Regions from separate parts of the Homo sapiens genome. Here region 1 is linked to region 2. Evidence: chromatin loops called from intact Hi-C (ENCODE). Cell type or tissue: PC-9. All regions are shown on one strand. Links, peaks and the distances in the headings refer to the core of each region. The heading gives the core; the rest is flanking DNA.

Region 1 (8,328 bases), core at 248-8,247, 87 kb before region 2:
TACACAAATCATAAAGGCTCAAGGAACTTTTATTGGAACATATCCATTACCCTACGCCCAGATCAAGAAAGAGAGTACCCCTTTGTGTCCCCTTCCTGTCACCCCCAGCCCAGGGGGAATAGCTATTCTGATGCGTCCTTGTCTTTTTGATGTAAGCCAAGTGGCAACCAAGGAGGAGACAAAGTTTTGAAGTTTATCCAGGTTATCCCCATAGGTCAGTTGCTGAAGCCTGGGCCCGGTGGCCTGCTGGGTCCTACCTAGCTCGGTAGCTCCTCTGGTGCAAGTGGATCTTGACAGGGTCAGATTGGGAGAGGAGGAGTGGGCAGCCCCTTGAAGAGAGGAGGAGGGGAGAAAGACACAACACCATGCACTGGCTCTGTCCCCCTCCTGTCCTGCTGCAGAGCTGGTTTCTGCCCTGAAGAAGGCTAGCAGAGATAAGACAGCAAAGTCCCCTCGTAGTGTCAAGGTTGTTGGTCATAGTTGACAGCGTTGGGCTGTTCACATAGGGTTCTTCTGTTTCTTTTTTGGTGTTTTTGTGGGTTTTCTCTCATTGTAGGCTCTCTGAGTTTCCTTATAGTGGTCAACCATTCTGGGGGAGGAGTATAGGTTGTTTTGCTCCATGGGTTTCCTGTTAGGCAACAAAGTCAGGCCTCGAAGGCTTGGCAGCTTCGACACTGATTTTTGTGGCCACGAGTCGTGGCTGGTATTGCTCAGTTTGCCACCTGGCTGCAGTGGCCTATTTTACCCTCGAGTTAGCCACTGTTTCTGAGAATAATCAAGCAGGTTTTAAATAGGCTGCATATTCTGGCTCAGAGTTTGGACATGGCTTCTCTCTGGTATATAGTGCTGGTAGATGTCTGTACCTATAGGGGAGAATCCCACTTTGGGCATCAAAAATAACAGCCAAATTCTTTTTATGTTTTCTGTGGGGGTGGTGAAGAGATGCTTACTGTCTCAGGGGAGATGATCCGGCCCAGTTATAACTGCATCCTTGGCTTGCTGAAAGGAGTTTCATTGTCTCTCTTGGCTCACCTCCATTTACTTCTCAACCCACTGCATTTCAGCTTCCCTGGCCCCACCATGCTCCTCTAAGGCCACCCAAGACTTCCTGGACGTCAAGTCCAATGAAGACTTTTCAGTCGTAATCTTAAATCAGCCTCTTGGTGGCATTAGCACTGTTGACCTCTCTGACCACCATGGCTTCTCTCTTGGCTGCCAGGAGAGCAGCCCAGGCTTTTCTCTGGCATCTCAAGTTCGTCCACTTCAGTCTCTTTCAGAATCCCTCCCACTTCTTCTTGCCTCACTAGTATTGGGCTTTCCTAAGGTTCAGTCCTCAGCTCTCTCTGACTCTACCCTTTCCCTAGGCAATCACATGCACACTGATGGCTTCAGCCTCACAGCTGGAACCACAGCCAGACTTGTCTTCTTAGAGCTCTAGCCTGGCCACTGGCCTCTCCATGGCCTTTCTATAGCATTTAAAGCAATTTCTCTCAACCCCAGCTGCATATTAGAATCATGGCAGCTTAAAAAAAATCCATGTGTGGGCTTTACCACCAGAGCTGTTGATTTAATTGATCTGGATAGGACCTGGACATGGTTATTTTGAAATCTCCCTGGCTAATTCTAATGAACAGCTGGAAATTAGGACACTGAGGCACAAGACACATATATGTAGAGAGCTAAAGTGCTTTGGACAAGAATGCCTTTACAAGCCCACACTGGGCCCTTCTTCAGGATAATGAATCATGACTCTAGCCCTTATACTTTTAAAGCCCTTTGGAGGCATTACCTAGGAATCAGGATGGATGAAAAACAAACAAACAAACAAAAAAACACAAGACTTTGAGAAAAGTCTCTGATTCAGAAGACTAGTTCTCCATCCGCCAACTCCCTTCCCACAGACAAAATTTGCCCTGACCTTGCTTAAATTCTGCAGCTTATTTAGGGTGTTTTTAAGGCTTTAAGCTGCCTGCCCTGTTCTGTCCAGTGCCCTACTTCTCTGAATGCCCCGAGGTTCTCCAACCACAGAATGACCTATAAGACCTGAACAGATGGGTTGAGAGGAGACACGTTACCAGGAGTAGAAGTAGAATCTACTAGGGGAATTTGAATAACTTGGAGCCTAAGTTTCCCTAATTGTCAAAATGGAACTAGCAAGTCCTTCTTTTAGAGAAGATCTGAAAAGCAATTGAAATCATGAAGATGCTAAACTATTGTCATTTGTATTTCCAACTTGAATCCAGACTTAAGTTTATTCACACCAGGGCCAGAAATAACCATAAATGTATGAGCAGCAAGTAACCTTAGAGATAATACTATCCAACCACTTTATTTTACAGGAGAGAAAACAGGCTCAGAGATTATGACTTGCTCAAGGTGATGCTGCCAGCCAATGGCTCAGCTAGGATAGGTTTTCGATTTCCTGACTCCTAGTCCAGTGCTCATTTCACCACTCCAGGCTTCCTAAGGGGTGATTCTTCATCCATGTGGCTGGGCTTGAGTCATCACATGCCACCTTTTCAAGTAATAGACACCCAGACAGGGCACTCTGGAGTGCAGGGTCATCTGGGAACCTAACCTACTTTTTCCCAAAGAAAACCAAAGCTATTACTTTCCCTTTCTTCCCATCCTGCCTCCCTCTGTACTCAAGACCCTGAATATAGCTCTCTGCCTGAAGCTGTGAAACTTCAGAAGCCTTCCTACCTCTTCCTGCTGTGACCTTAGGTTGTCTCTCCAGCACAGTAAACTCCTGGGGGTGAAAGTTAGAAGGGGACTCAGCCCAGACAGGCTGGATGTCTGCTGTGTCACGCCAGATTAACCTGTGCTAGTCTCTGGGCTGACTCGGACCAAATACAGGTCCTCTCTAAGCCTTGGCTTTTCTTACTGATGAAATAGGCATCGTAATGGTATCTGCTATGTGGAGGAGTTGTGAGGATTAAGATAATTTCCCCAAGGCAGAAGTCCTCAAGCATGGTTGCACATTGGAATTCCTTGGGAAGCTTTAAAAAAAATGATGCTTTGGTCCTACTCCTAGAAATGATGATTTAATTGCTCTGGGCATCAGATTTTTAAAATTCCCCAAACAATCCCCATGTGCAGCCAAGATGGAAAACACAGCTCATCTGTGAAGGGCCCAGCACAGCACTGGACAAGTGGTTGGCACTCAAGTGCTTCTCATTTGAGTATAGTAATGATTCAAAGCTCCCTGCCCAACTAGAACTTAGCCTTCTAATGGGCCTTCTGCCTTTCCGATTTTCTGCGAAGGACCTTCCTCCCCCTCCATCTTCCCAGTTCTACCCACAGCTCCCACCCCGAGTTTTTCTGAAACACTGGCCTCCCAAAGGTCAGTGGAAGAAGTAAAAGGGGTCCAGACATCAGGTGACTGCCCGCAGACCCATTCCAGTGGACACTCAGGCACCTACTGGTTGTGTCTATTGAGACTGTTTACCCTCTTGGTGCCTTCCTCCTATAAAATGGGAGGAACTGGCATGTGTTACTCCCCTAGAAGTAATGGGCGCTATGCTAAGCCATTAGAACAGGATGTCTTCTCCAAGTAGGGTGATCACACTGCCTTGCCAGTTATTAACGGTGAGGAGAAAATGAGATAAAGCCGGTGCATAGAGCTTGGGCCAGCCCGCAGGCGGCGCCATTCAGTGGGAGCAGTGGTCTCACTGCTAGGTCTGGCAGATCTGCAAGTCCCTACGGGGCTACCTTGTGGAGCTGGAGGAGGCCCCGCAGGTGGAGGCGACCCTCCCTGCTGGTCTGGACAACACTTCGAAGGCACTACCTCGAAACCGCCCCCTCTTGGCCAATTTCCGGGACCTTTCTCCACTCCGCCCACCGCTCAGCTCCGTTCTGACCTGAGTTGAAACTCGCCGCGCAAGGGAAGCGTGTACCTGGGGAGTACACTGGGGAGTGGTACTGGGGCGCTGACCCGCGCGGACGCCGCGCATCTCCCTAGGGTGCGCGCAGCACGTCCACGAGAAGCGCACTCTGAAGCCAGCCGGGACGCGTTCGGCGGTCGGGGTGGAGGAGGGAAGTGCAGGCTGAGCCCCTCACCCGTGCGAAGCCAGCTGGGCGCCCACTCGCGGGCTGCGGGCACTGCGCGCCTGTCCAGCTGCTGGGCCAGGCCCCCTCCCCTCCCCCTCAATCTGGCAGGCCAGATCTCCGAGGCCCCGCGCCTCGTCGCGCTCCGGAGGCTCCGGGCGGTCTCCTGGGAGCCTGGGAGCCCGCCCCTCCTGAATGTTCCCTCTGACGTATCTGCAAAAGCAAACACTGGGCCTAGGCCGCGGGGGACCGGGCGTTGGAGGAAACAGCTCAATGCCCGGCGGGCCACGCCACTAACAGCCCTGACTCCCGGGCGCTGCATTCGCTCCACGCCTCTGGTTCTTTGCCCGACGGCGCTGTGGGCCCCGAGGGCGACTCGCCGCCCTTCCACATTGCGCGCGGGTGGCTCCTTGAGTACCGGCGGCGCACCACAATCCCTACTCTCAAGATATGGGCTCCAGTCCCGGCTCCTTGGAGTCCTCCCTGGAACCTCGGATAAGCCCCAACTTCTCCCAGCCCGTCACTTCCTTTGGTGGTATAGTGTGTCAAGATATCACAAGTCTGGATTCCAATCCATCCCTGGCCAGTTATGGCCACGTGACCTAAGACAGATTAGATCATCTCTGTGTGCTTCAGTTCCTCTTCTGTAAAATGGGGATAATATTCCTCCCTATATGGCGATGTTGTAAGGCATAAATGAATGTAAAACACCATAGTGCTAGGCATATAATAAATATCGTATAAGTATTTTATATTATCAATAAAGTAGGTATTACAATGTTTACCTTACAGCTTTTTATTTTATTTTTTTTAATAGTAGAGACGGGGTTTCACCATATTGGTTAAGCTGGTCTGAAGCTCCTGACCTCAAATGATCCGCCTCGGCCTCCCAAAGTGCTGGAATTACAGGCTTGAGCCACCATGCCCAGCCAACCCTATAGCTTTGCTGTAAGTATGAAAGAGGTAAGGTAGGTAAATTGCTTGTATTAAGTAGGAGGCAGATAAATAATGCTTATTATTATTACTCCTCAAGAGTCTCCTTCCTTCCTTCCTTTTTTTAAATTTTGGCCTCTTCAGTGTTCATCCTGGGAAGGAACTGTGCAAGTTGGCGCTTCGGGCTTGGTATAAAAACGGCTCCTGAATTCCTGCCCAGTTGTAATTTCCTTGGGGATTTTGAGAGGGGCTCTTCAACGTTGCCAGGCTATCACGGCCCTTTTGTTTGCAAGAGAGCAGTGAGTAAATTATATCTTGGGCTTAGCAAAGCAAAAAATAAACACGATGACAGTAGGACTTTTCGGATGAGCTATTTCATTTCTCCTTTGTATTTTTTTCTTGATCGTTGATGGTCCATTGCAGACTAATGCAATGCTGATGTCTTAATATTAATGTTCGGAGCTGAAGACAGTCATTTGCCTCGTGCTGGTGGGGCGACTGGGCAGGGTTGGGAGCGATCATGAGGCCCAAGTGAAGGCAAGGAAAGATTCTTAGTGTCACTTTCTCTCCTTTCTCCCAACACCTCATGTCTGAGTTCCTGGACAAAACATCTTCCAGATTGCGGGTGAATTTAAACATCGCAGCTTCTTCTTTCAATCATAATTTTCTGCTTGAGCCAAAAGCTGGAGTGTCCTCTTGCACCTGGATTCCCCTCTGCCGCGGTTGAAATGGGAGCGTGTAACTCTTTATATGTGAGACGTTTATGGGCCAGACACTGGCATTCCAACCCCCTCACCCAGGGCACTTGCTATAAAATATTGAAGGCGAGCAGAGGCTATCCTTGGAGGGAATGCTGGTGATGCCAGGCTCATAAAAACCAGCCTTTTAAAAATGAGTCCCTAATCAGGAATTGCACGCCCTCTCCCTCTCCAGTGCGCTCTGGCCTGGCAAAGCCCACTTGGGAAAGTAGGTGCTACTGAAAAGAGTCACTAGCCTCTACCTGTGGGACTTCTGTCTCCAGGGTGCTTCCAAAATCTTTCGGGACTCTGTGTTCAGGACTAGAACTCTTCATCCACGGGGCTCCAGTGCAACCCCCTCCAACCCCCATCAGGATCTGAAGGCAAGGAGGACCAGCGTCCAGGACCCGGTTTCTGCGCCCCCAGGCTCTGTAGAAGTTCTGGGAAGAAGTTCTCATGGAAGCTGAGGGGAGGGAGACGCACGTCGGCGAACTCTGGGCCTAGCCAAGTTTCTATATTTTGAAGGGAGAACCATGTACCTGCCCTTGGCCTCACCTGAAGACAAACACAGGAGCAAAATTAAGCAGCGGAGCAACTTTCTGGAAAGGAGCTTAGGGAGAGAAAGCTGGTGCGAAACCGAGTGCGCGCTAGGCGTGTGCACCCGGGGAACAAGGCGTGCCCAGGGGTGTTCGCAGTGGCGGTGGGATGGATGCCCGCGCCACCTATGCGCAGTTATTTATAAACTCATTGTGGGCATCAGGGTACCCACGACGCCGTTCGTGTCGTTCGTTCCCTTCCTCCTGGAAGGGAAGAGCAAACAAAGCAGTCCTTGGCAACGCTCAACCTCTCTGTGTCATACATGTGGTTTTCAGTGTAAATGAATTTAGTAAACGCCAAGGCAACAACCCTGTTTACTTGTTTCCGTGTAGAAAGGTTAGCTAACGAACCCGAAGCCATCCTTCGCGCTTCTCTTTGATTCCGTCTCAGATTTACGGGCTTCTCCTCGGCTACACGACTCCAGCCATCGCCCCCGCTCCCTTGGCCCAGGCAAAGAGAGCCCTAGGCTCCGATTCCCGCCGCAGCTCAGAGCAAAGCGATTGCAGGATTTATCAACCCCCCTCCCAGGACCTCGGATTTCATCTCTTTCTTTTCCCCCTGCATGTTCAGTTTGTTTTTTCAAGACCTAAGCAATTTTTAATGTACTCTATACTTCCCGCTTAATCCTCATCGTTTATTGTATAATTATAGTTTCAAAGTGATTATGTAATTAAAATCATGTTTCGTTGCAGCAGGACTTCAAAAGGGCGGCAGACCCCCGCTCTGGCATTATTTTCTAGTGATGTAATAATTTCCCTGTGATATTTAAAATAAACACATTAGTCCAAGAATTCTAAACATGTCTCAAAGTATATAGTAGGCTTGATTGGCACGAGGCTGGGTTGTAAAGAAATGGTAAAACCTATCACTAGTTTAATATATTTCTATGCTCCCATGCAGGGTAAATTATAGGATAATGGGGCGCAGGCGATGGTAAGCTCTGTTTATATAATCCATTTCTTCACACGAGTTCCCATTGCTTTCCCTTCCCTTTGCTGTATGTGGTGGTTCTCTGATCCCCTGACCTCAGCCATGTGTTTTCACTTTTTCTTCTGATCTCAATTCCATGACCAGCGGGGAATAAAATACAAATTGAATAGTAACCATTCACAGGCCGCTCTTTTCAAACTGTTGTTAAAACCTCTTTGTCTTGTCTAGCGGTTGATAGATAAATGTGTTGTGTTTCGCCTGACTTTTTTTTCCCCTTCTTCCTCTTTTTTTTCCCGTGGCCAAGGAAAAAATAACCCTCCTCAGCCCAATTATGCTCTTTAAAAATTAAAACCCACACCTCCTTTCAAACCCTCTCCTGCGCGTCCCGCTCTCCCCGGTCTGCCCATTGGTTCGGCGGCTGTAGGAGACGCGGAGGATTCCACCACGTGAAATAAAGAAGCGGCGGGAGCCGAGCACGGCTGGGGGAAGGCGCGGTGCCCCCGTGTGAGGTCTGCGCCATTGTCCGGCGGCCTGAAGGTTCATTTAACATCGAACCTGTATCGCCTCTGATGTCCTAGCGCAGCGCCGAGAATCGGCTCCGAGGGCTGGGGCCGCCCCTCCTAGGAATCGAAGGGGGCAGGGGGTGAGGAAGCCTGGGAGAGGAAAGTTAAAATGAAAAATAAATCTCCTCCGTTGCCCGCCTTTTTCTTTTCATATCCAGACTTGCCTTCGGGGCAAGGTGGACAAGAGGCCGAGCTGTTTTACAGTTTTTCTCCAAAATGAGAAACATAATGGCTCCTGATTTCTGGATCTTGCCTTTCCCAGATCTCTCTCCTTTCTACTTCCTCGGCTTCTTCTTGGGAACGTAAAGGCAGAAAAAACTAATTGTAGAAACTCCTATCCCGCGGCCCGCCCTCCTTTTCATCAGAGCTTCTTCGGGGTCAACGGCGCGGCAGCGTCTTTGTTACTCCACTGCCAACGCCCGAGGGCTAGAGGGGCGGGATGGGAACTTCTCCTGCGGGCTCGGGACCCACTGTTTCTGCCTCTCCAACGGCTTGGCTGTGTGAAAGCGAGCGAAGGTGTC
Region 2 (8,328 bases), core at 295-8,294:
TGTCCTCAATTCAATGTCCTACATTTCAAAATATATTGTAATAGAGTTTATGGAGCATAGAAAATAGAGGAAAAATCATATTTTAATGACAAGAGAGACTGCCTACGTTCTATTTTTAAATGTAAATTAGAAAATCAACTAAGACTTCTAACTTTTTTCAAATGTTCTTCTTGGAGTATACGTTTTGCAAAAGATCAGAATAATGCAAAGTGATAATTACTCAAATACTAGTTACGAAGGAAGTTTCCCCCTTTTCAGATTCTTAGGTTTTGGGCAAAGCTGGAAACATTTGAGTGGAAATAATGTTCAGATTATAAAAAGCAGCAGCACATGAGTGAAATCAGGCAGAATTGGCCTGACAGGGGGTCAGAAACCAGAAACAGTGACATGCAGCCACTCAAATGGCAGCATTATTCAGGTAGAAATCCATAATTAGCTGAATTTTTTGAGTTTAAAGGATTACTATAAAATACAGGGGGAAAATAATAAGTCAGGTCAGGAAAATTAATTCCCTTTCCAAATCTTCATCCTTTCCTTCAAGATGTAACTCCAAAGAAAGACAATTGCATCAAAGAAGGTTAGGGGCCTAATTTTGAACACTGCCTTTTAAACACATTCTAGAGGCCTATTAGACATCATGTAAACTGTAGACAGCAGCGCTCCTACCACCCGAATACTTAACATCTGTACACCAGCTTCTTGGGAGCAGAAATAGAGACATGTGCATTTTAACATATTCCAAGAATAAAGTCTCAGGGGAAAATCTACCTTTCACCATACATGGCCATTGTGCAGCTCTATCCAAGAACCCAATACAGATACTGATGTAATATTGCCACTATCCACCACCCCCCGGGTTGGCAGTGGTTTAAGGAGATACTTTGGGGAGCCCCCTATAAAGTCGGTCTTCTAAAATGTGAATGGTGCTGATGGAAAAGGCTAAAATGTGTTTTTCACGCATGAATTGAACTATCAGCATGTGGGGTATGTCAGAGTATTTTTTAATCAATCTTTATAAAAATATCTATGGTTATAATAATTTACAGTTATTGTATCTACTAAACATTTTATGTGCTTGGGCTTTAAGTTGTGATCTTATTTCTTTGGGGCATATCCTAGTAACCACCTGCCTAGTAATGAAAAAGAAGATCTGGGGGATAAAGCGAATGCTAGGTGATATTTTCTAAGTGGCTTTGGGAAATTGTCCAACACAGTTAGATTAAAACCTTGCTGATTATTAAAGAGGGGAAATGCAACTAAATACATAGAACTGCAATAATGTAATTCCAAAGGAAATATAGTGTTAGAAATGATACTTTGAATTTTTTAACAGACTTTCATAATTAAAACATTGTAAAATTAGCATGCATGAGTGCAGTGGCCATTTAAAGAACATATAACAGACATGACAATGTAGTCAAATAAGAGACTATGATGTTTTATTACAGAACCTGAAAGGCATGCAGAGGAGGGGGACCAGAAGGCTCCAATTCTAACTCTACTCTGCTCTTACTAGTTATCTGACTGTGGCTAAGTCCTTCACCAGGAAGCAATGGAGATAATATCTGTACTGCTTACCTCACAGCTATTATGAACATCAAATAAAATAGCATATAGAAAGGCAGGATGTGGTGGTTCACACCTGTAATCCCAGCACTTTGGGAGGCGGATCACTTGAGGTCAGGAGTTCAAGACCAGCCTGGCCAACATGGTGAAACCTCATCCCTACTAAAAATACAAAAATCAGCTGGGTGTGGTGGTGCGCTCTGTGGTGTGCGTGTGGTGCCTTCCTGTAGTCCCAGCTACTCAAGAGGCTGAGGCAGGAGAATCGCTTTAACCCAAGAGGCAGAGGTTGCAGTGAGCCAAGATGGTGCCACTGCACTCCAGTTAGGCGACAGAGTGAGACTCCATCTCAAAAAACGAAAAAGATAACATATATAAAATTGCCTTGAAAACTGTTAAATATTGCAGGAGCACAAGATACTCTCATCATCATATTCTCAACCATCCTGCAATAATGGGGTGCCACTGCATGTCAGTGCTAATGTAGGGCTCCCACTGGGAGGAAAGTAATCAAAAGAACCCCATGGTGGTACTCCACTCAAGTTCTCTGGAAGGAGCCCTCTGGGCATTGAGGAAGGGCTGCGGCCCCTCTCTACACTTCATCCCCTGCTCCTGATGGACACTTTATGTCCAGAATGTTCTCCAGGAAAAGGGGTCAGCACACTTGTGCTCATGGAGCAGGCATTGCTCTCTCAATGAATCACCCACTACCTGAGAGGCTCCCACACGTGCCAACTGATGAGATTTATTTTGAAAATATAAAGGCTGTTTTCTGTTGTTGAAAGTTTGGCAATTCATTAACATCTCCACCAGAGGGTGAGCAGGAGAAAGGAAAGCTGGGAACTCCAGTCCACCTCGCATTTCTTAGTAGTTAGTACTTCTAGTACTAGCTGGGTTTGGTGGGAAAAGAGCAAAGGCTCTTCTCAATACCTCGAGAATCAGAATACATCTTAAGAGAACAGAGAAGTGCCAAACCTCCAATGCTGCATGGCCTGTTCTCTTTTAATGCAACAGTAGTGCATCATCTGTTTTTCTGCTCAGCTCATCCCTTTCTGCAAAATATATTAGACTTAGAATGTGTTCAGTTAATTGTTACCCAGGAGTGATTTTAGCCCCATGGGGAGAAAAGGGGCCCTAAAAATGTTAATTATCTGGAGCATAGAGCTTAACATTCTGGATTCCAAGATGGTATTTAAGCCTATTTAGATTTTCTCTAAATTCTTTGAGGCTAATGCAACTTCTGAATGTGTCTAATAATCTCTAATTATTTGTGGAAATGGTAGATGTGAGGAGACCAGATTAAATCCACAGATAATCACAAAATCTCATTTTAGCCAGCAGTACAGCTCTTTCCCACCAAACCCAGCTAGTACTAGAGGTACTAACTACTAAGAAATGCAAGGTAGACTGGAGTTCCCAGTTTTCCTTTCTCCTGCCCATCCTCTGGTGGAGATGTTAATGAATTGCCAGACTTCCAATGACAACAAAAAAAGCCAGCAAAAAAAGAAAGTGGAAACTCAGGGGCCTGGGCCACTACCCAGCTAGAAAAGCAGATGCTGAGGAACTGGAAGGCAGGCTTCCTATCATAAAGGAGCAAAGCACATGCCCACACCTGAGCAGCTGGGCTACCATTTCCAGAAGGCGCAGCACTGTCCCAACTTTCTGTACTGTCACACTTACACCATCGTGTTCTGTCCAGTTTGACCAGCTTCATTCTTGGAAGGTGGTGCAACAGAACTATAACCTGGAGCCTCCTCTCCCATCTCAAAGCACCAGATAAGGACCAGGCCAGGGATGGTCCAAGTGCTGTCCTCAGTTGACTAATAGGATGAGGAAAGAAAGAGGAAGACAAAGACTTTGTTTTGGGGATGACTCTATAAATCCCACAAGCCTTTGCTTTAGTGTTGCTCCCTCTTAATGCTTTTCATTTTTTCTAACTTGATGGTTTATTAACGTCAGCACTGCAGTTTCACAATCCTTTTGAACCCAGGTCTAGATTTAATGAATGCAAAAATTTTACATGATTTGTAAGTTATGTGAAGTTTCCAAATAAATATCATCAGTGAAAAAATCAATGCAAGTCATTTTGGAGCAAAGATTTTTCAAAAGACTGGAGACTATCTGATGAGACAATTTCATGTCTACTCTTGGTAAGGACCCACAAGATATTATTTGATCTTTGGTAGGTGTATTTCTTTCCCCTCCTCCTTTTCCTGGGCCATTTTCATTTGGGTTGGAGCCCTCTGGAACTTTTGGCTAGTTTTGGTTCAAATGAGTTAAGAATTAAATTTGGGCCAGGCATAGTACCTCACGCCTGTAGTCCCAGCACTTTGGGAGGCCTAGGCAGGCAGATGGCTTGAGCCTAGGAGTTTGAGACTAGCCTGGACAACATGGCGAAAACCCGTCTCTACTAAAAATACAAAAATTAGCTGGGTGTGGTGGTGCACGCTTGTAGTCCCAGCTATTCTGGAGGCTGAGGCAGGAGGATCACTTAAACCAAGGAGGTCGAGGCTGGGGTGAGCTGAGATCGCCAGCCTGGGTGACAAAGTGAGAACCTATCTCTGGGCTGGGCGGGGGTGGTGGGAAGAGAGACAGAGAGAGAGAGAGAGAGAGAGAGAGAGAGAGAGAGAGAGAGAGAGAGAATTAAATTTGGAAGCAGGGAGAAGAAAAATGGAGACGATTTGGTGAAGGAAAGAGAACCAGGTGACCATAACTTCTTCGGGTGGAATAACAGAAAGGTGTAGAAGTCTCTACTAAGAGATGAAAGATCTGACATGGAGAAAATAGAAAAAGAAAAGGTGGCCATTCAATTTTATATATATATATATCTCCTGAAGTTAAACTTTCTGGCCACAGAGCTCAGAATCACCATAATTACTTTATGTTCTAAATGATGTCCTTTAGGCTCCCAACATCTCAAGTCTCAGTAGCTGCAAAATGGGGGTGACAGCTGGTCGCCAGCGCAGGGAAGGTGCGTTCGGAGGCTGGGGGTGGAGGGGAACGCAGGGAGAAGCTCGCCACCTTTCTTCCCGGAGCGGAATTCCCTGGAGTTGGAGTGACTTTCCGGCTGATTCACAGCTCTGCTCTCCCTCGCGTCCCTTGCGGCCACTTCCAGCGCTCGATCCGAGTCTCCGGGGGCGGCAGAGCCTGGGTGCCAAGGCGGCCGACCGCAGGCCTGTTCCCGGAGGTCGGGGATCGTCTCCCGCGGACCTTTCCACCCCGGCCAATTCTTGGGCACTCCACTCGCTGGGCAGCCCCGCGGCCTCCCCAGCTGCCTGCGCCGTCCTGGCTCCCGCGCTCCAGGTCCCTCTCCGCGTGCTCTGCGCCACAGCTCCTCTCTCCTGCCCCCATGCGGCCATAGGGGGAAAACCGCGCGGGTGCTCAAGGGCCCTGGCCGCCCTGGCCGCCGCCGCCGCGCCCTCGATGCTGGGCGCTTGGGTGGTGCGCGGGTGCACCGCACTTGGGCAGGGAGGAAAAGCTGCGCTCCGAGGAGGATGGTGCTGATTCTGCGGGACAGAGACTCCCTGGGATCTTCGAGAAGGTTTCGGCAGCTCCGCACCCCCCCCCCCCGCCCCATCTAAGGCTGTTGACCCAGAAGTGCGGACAAGGAGGAAGCCTTCTCCCCAGCGCCGCGAGGCTGGCCGCTTCGTGAACGAGAACGTGGTTATGCACGGACGGAGGGCAGGGTGTCTGCAGTGAGGTGGTGGGAGATGGGGCGGATAAAGCTTGGGGTTTAAGGCACCACGAGTAACGTAGTCCCAGCTTTGCAGCTCCGGGCTTAGGTGTTTATTTCATTTTAAGTTCCCCCTTTCACTGCCTGTACTAGCCTAGAGGGAGTTACAAATGACTTCCACATCCTGGTAGTACGTGGGTTCGTGGCCTTTCCCTTAGCCAGCCCAGCCAGCGAGGTTTCAGCTGCCAGAAAATGTGTTTCCCATCCAACATTTCTCACACAAGGACAAAATATAACGTGTCTAAAAATGGCGAGCTTCCTGTCTGGGCTCCCCTCTCCCACCCCGGTTCCCCACTTAGGAATAAAACTTGAGGAACAAAGATTAGTTTGAAATCTATTTTTCTTTGGACATCCCAGATTTCTGCTGGTTCAGTGTCCCGTGTCAGGTGAAATTATTCATGAGGCTCTGAACTGAGTTGATAAGTCTTACTCCTTATCCCTAGAAATTCCAACTGGATTTAAATCACTCCCTGGTTGCTGCAGAAGGTCTATGTTTTATGGGAGTTCTCTAGTGAGCTTTGAAGTATTTGCTTACCAAATCCGTTTCTCAGCTTCCAGCTCCTGAATAAATTACCTGCCGCTTCTCTCTGCTGCCACTCCCCCGCCCTCCTGAAATATGAACAGTGGGGATGTTTTCTGAACAATAGGTTGGAATGAGGGCTCTGGGACTTATCAGTCAATTGCCAGCCCCAGGACACCCATTTGCAGCCGTGGCTGACTGGAGATTTCCAATGGCTAATGGAATAGGCAGGGAATGGGGGCCCGTGGACCTTATTCCATTCACAGGTTTATCCCTCACTCACAGGGAATCACTTAACGAGTGTCACCATATACTATCTCAAGCCTGGTTGCTTCGTCAGGGAAATGGTCATTAGAATCCTCATTTAGAGAACACATTAAAATCCTCATGTTGAAAACATCCTGGAGCTTTTTTTGAGGATTGCCACTTGCCAGAGGTTAGTGCTAATTGATGTCAGGCAGGTCTGTTTGCAAAGACTGAAGACTATAGACTTCTATTTATTTTGTTCTTTGCATAAGGGCTAGAGAGGGTAAAGGGAAATTGGGCAGCCAAGACCCTTGGGTGAGCCAAGAGGCATTTCGCATTATGTCCCAGCTGCTTAGAAAGTATTTTTGTCCATCCTCCTGTATGAACAGGATGGGGCATGTCTAAATTGTCCATTTTTATGTCTGCCGGGAAGATGCTTCCCTTTCTGTCCCTAATACCTAAAATGTCACTAAAATCACCGTTTTCTTCGTTCATGCAATATGTTAAAGAGTTCATTAAAGACTCCCCAGGGGGCTCCAGAGCAGCCTCTTCTGGGGTTGTGATTTGTCACATTTCCATGATTCACTTCACCAGGGGCCTCAGTAGCTGGAGGATTCCTTGACTCTCTCACTGGGACTTCCCAGACATGAACAAGGATCCCATTACCCTTTTCTTACTTCGAGTTTTTCTAAACCAACAACACCAACAACAACAAAAAGTAAAACAAACAAAAAATTAAAATATACCAAAGCAAAGACATCTGGCTATTTACAAAGCACAGATTTCTTACCCTAAAATAATTGAAGCCTGTCCCAGACTTGGCTGATCCTGCCTCTGGCTGGGCTCAGGGCTTCAGCCTCCTGGTCCTCTGATTGCTGCTGCTTCATTGGAGGAAGCTGCTCCCTGGTCTTCATCTTCGGGGGACTTAGAGCATGGCTGGACGCCCACTTTTTTGTGCACTTCACCCCATGGCCTCTGAGCCTGAGCAGTGGTCCTCTCGGGGAAGAAAAGCCTTTCTCAGGTCTCAAGGTTCCTCCCTGGGCCTCCTGGTAGCCCTAGGCACTCCTTGGGTAGCACGCAGGAAGGTTCAGAGCCCTTACCTGTCACTCGCTACTCTCAGGCAGCCAGCCTAGGCTGTGGGTGCTGGGCCCCATCCACCCAGAAGCCTGCCTACTTTCTATTCACCCCTCCCCTCTCCATCTTTCCCCCAGCCAGCCAACACCACTGAAAACCACCTGTTTTGTGTTTTGAAATCCTGGAAGCACGCCCATCCTCCACCCTCGCAGACCTCCCACTGTGTTCCAGTTTCCTGTTCAAACTCCAGATTTGAGTTCTTGACTCATTTCAAGAACATTCAAAAGTCACATACGCTGAGCTTGCTGCATATTCAAGTCTTTTCTTCTCTGCTCAGGTGGCCAATGGTCCCCCTCTCAGGCGAAGGGGAATCTTGTAAAGTTTCAAGCCTGGCAGCCCCCAGGGGTGATCCTCAGACTAGTCAGAGATCAAGTACCTGCAAAGTCACAGTCATCTCTACAGGGCACCGTGTAACCAATTAGTCCCCTCAAATGTGCTAGGAACAATTTTACAAGCAAAAACTATGACCCTGTTATGTCATCTACTGTAAAATCACAACCACAAGCAAACAGGTTCACACACAATTACAAGCACAAAGGAAATTACTGACTTCCCCGATTGGCAGACTGGCAGTTTCTGAATGTTCTGGCGATGCCAATTTGTTCAATAATCTCCTCCTCCTCCTCCTCCTCCTTCTTTCTTTCTTTCTTCTTCTTGTTCTTGTTCTTCTTCTCCTTCTTCTTCCTTCTTCTTCTTCTTCTTCTTTATTATTATTATTATTATTATTATTATTATTATACTTTAAGTTCCGGGAAACGTGGAGAACGTGCAGGTTTGTTACATAGGTATACAAGTGGCATGGTGGTTTGCTGCACCCATCAACTCGTCATCTACATTAAATATTTCTCCTAATGTTATCCCTCCCCTAGCCCACACCCCTCAGCAGGCCCCGGTGTGTGATGTTCCCCTCCCTGTGTCCATGTGTTCTCATTGTTCAGCTCCCGCTTATGAGTGGGAACATGCGGTGTTTGGTTTTCTGTTCCTGTGTTAGTTTGCTGAGAATAATGGTTTCCAGCTTCATCCATGTCCCTGCACAGGACATGAACTCATCCTTTTTTATGGCTGCATAGTATTCCATGGTGTATATGTGCCACATTTTCTTTATCCAGTCTATCATTGATGTGCATTTGGG

Evidence for each region. Peaks named below come from ENCODE experiments on the same cell type or tissue, not always from the same donor. Only the 100,000 strongest peaks of a DNase experiment are listed, where the experiment ranks them.
Region 1: a loop joins it to region 2, with 8 times the contacts of the local background. A loop is called at or near these places in 23 of 110 quality-filtered maps.

The regions. Positions count from the first base shown.
Region 1 is chr5:73,299,277-73,307,604 of GRCh38, reverse strand. No RefSeq gene overlaps it. Among named protein-coding and RNA genes, the nearest start is that of LINC02230, 34 kb to the left of the region's middle. In PC-9, for the core only: a CTCF peak has its summit at 3,666 (motif pointing right); no DNase peak of the experiment used is centred there; H3K4me3 peaks cover 661 bases.
Region 2 is chr5:73,212,806-73,221,133 of GRCh38, reverse strand. It overlaps LOC124901002 (a long non-coding RNA gene), which reads right to left and starts at 7,198. Exons shown (of 3, transcript XR_007058818.1): 1 at 6,853-7,198. RefSeq lists a silencer at 4,828-5,007. In PC-9, for the core only: CTCF peaks have their summits at 2,163, 2,363 (motif pointing right), 4,706 and 4,906 (motif pointing left); DNase peaks (open chromatin) are centred at 4,633 and 4,883; H3K4me3 peaks cover 1,540 bases; H3K27ac peaks cover 384 bases.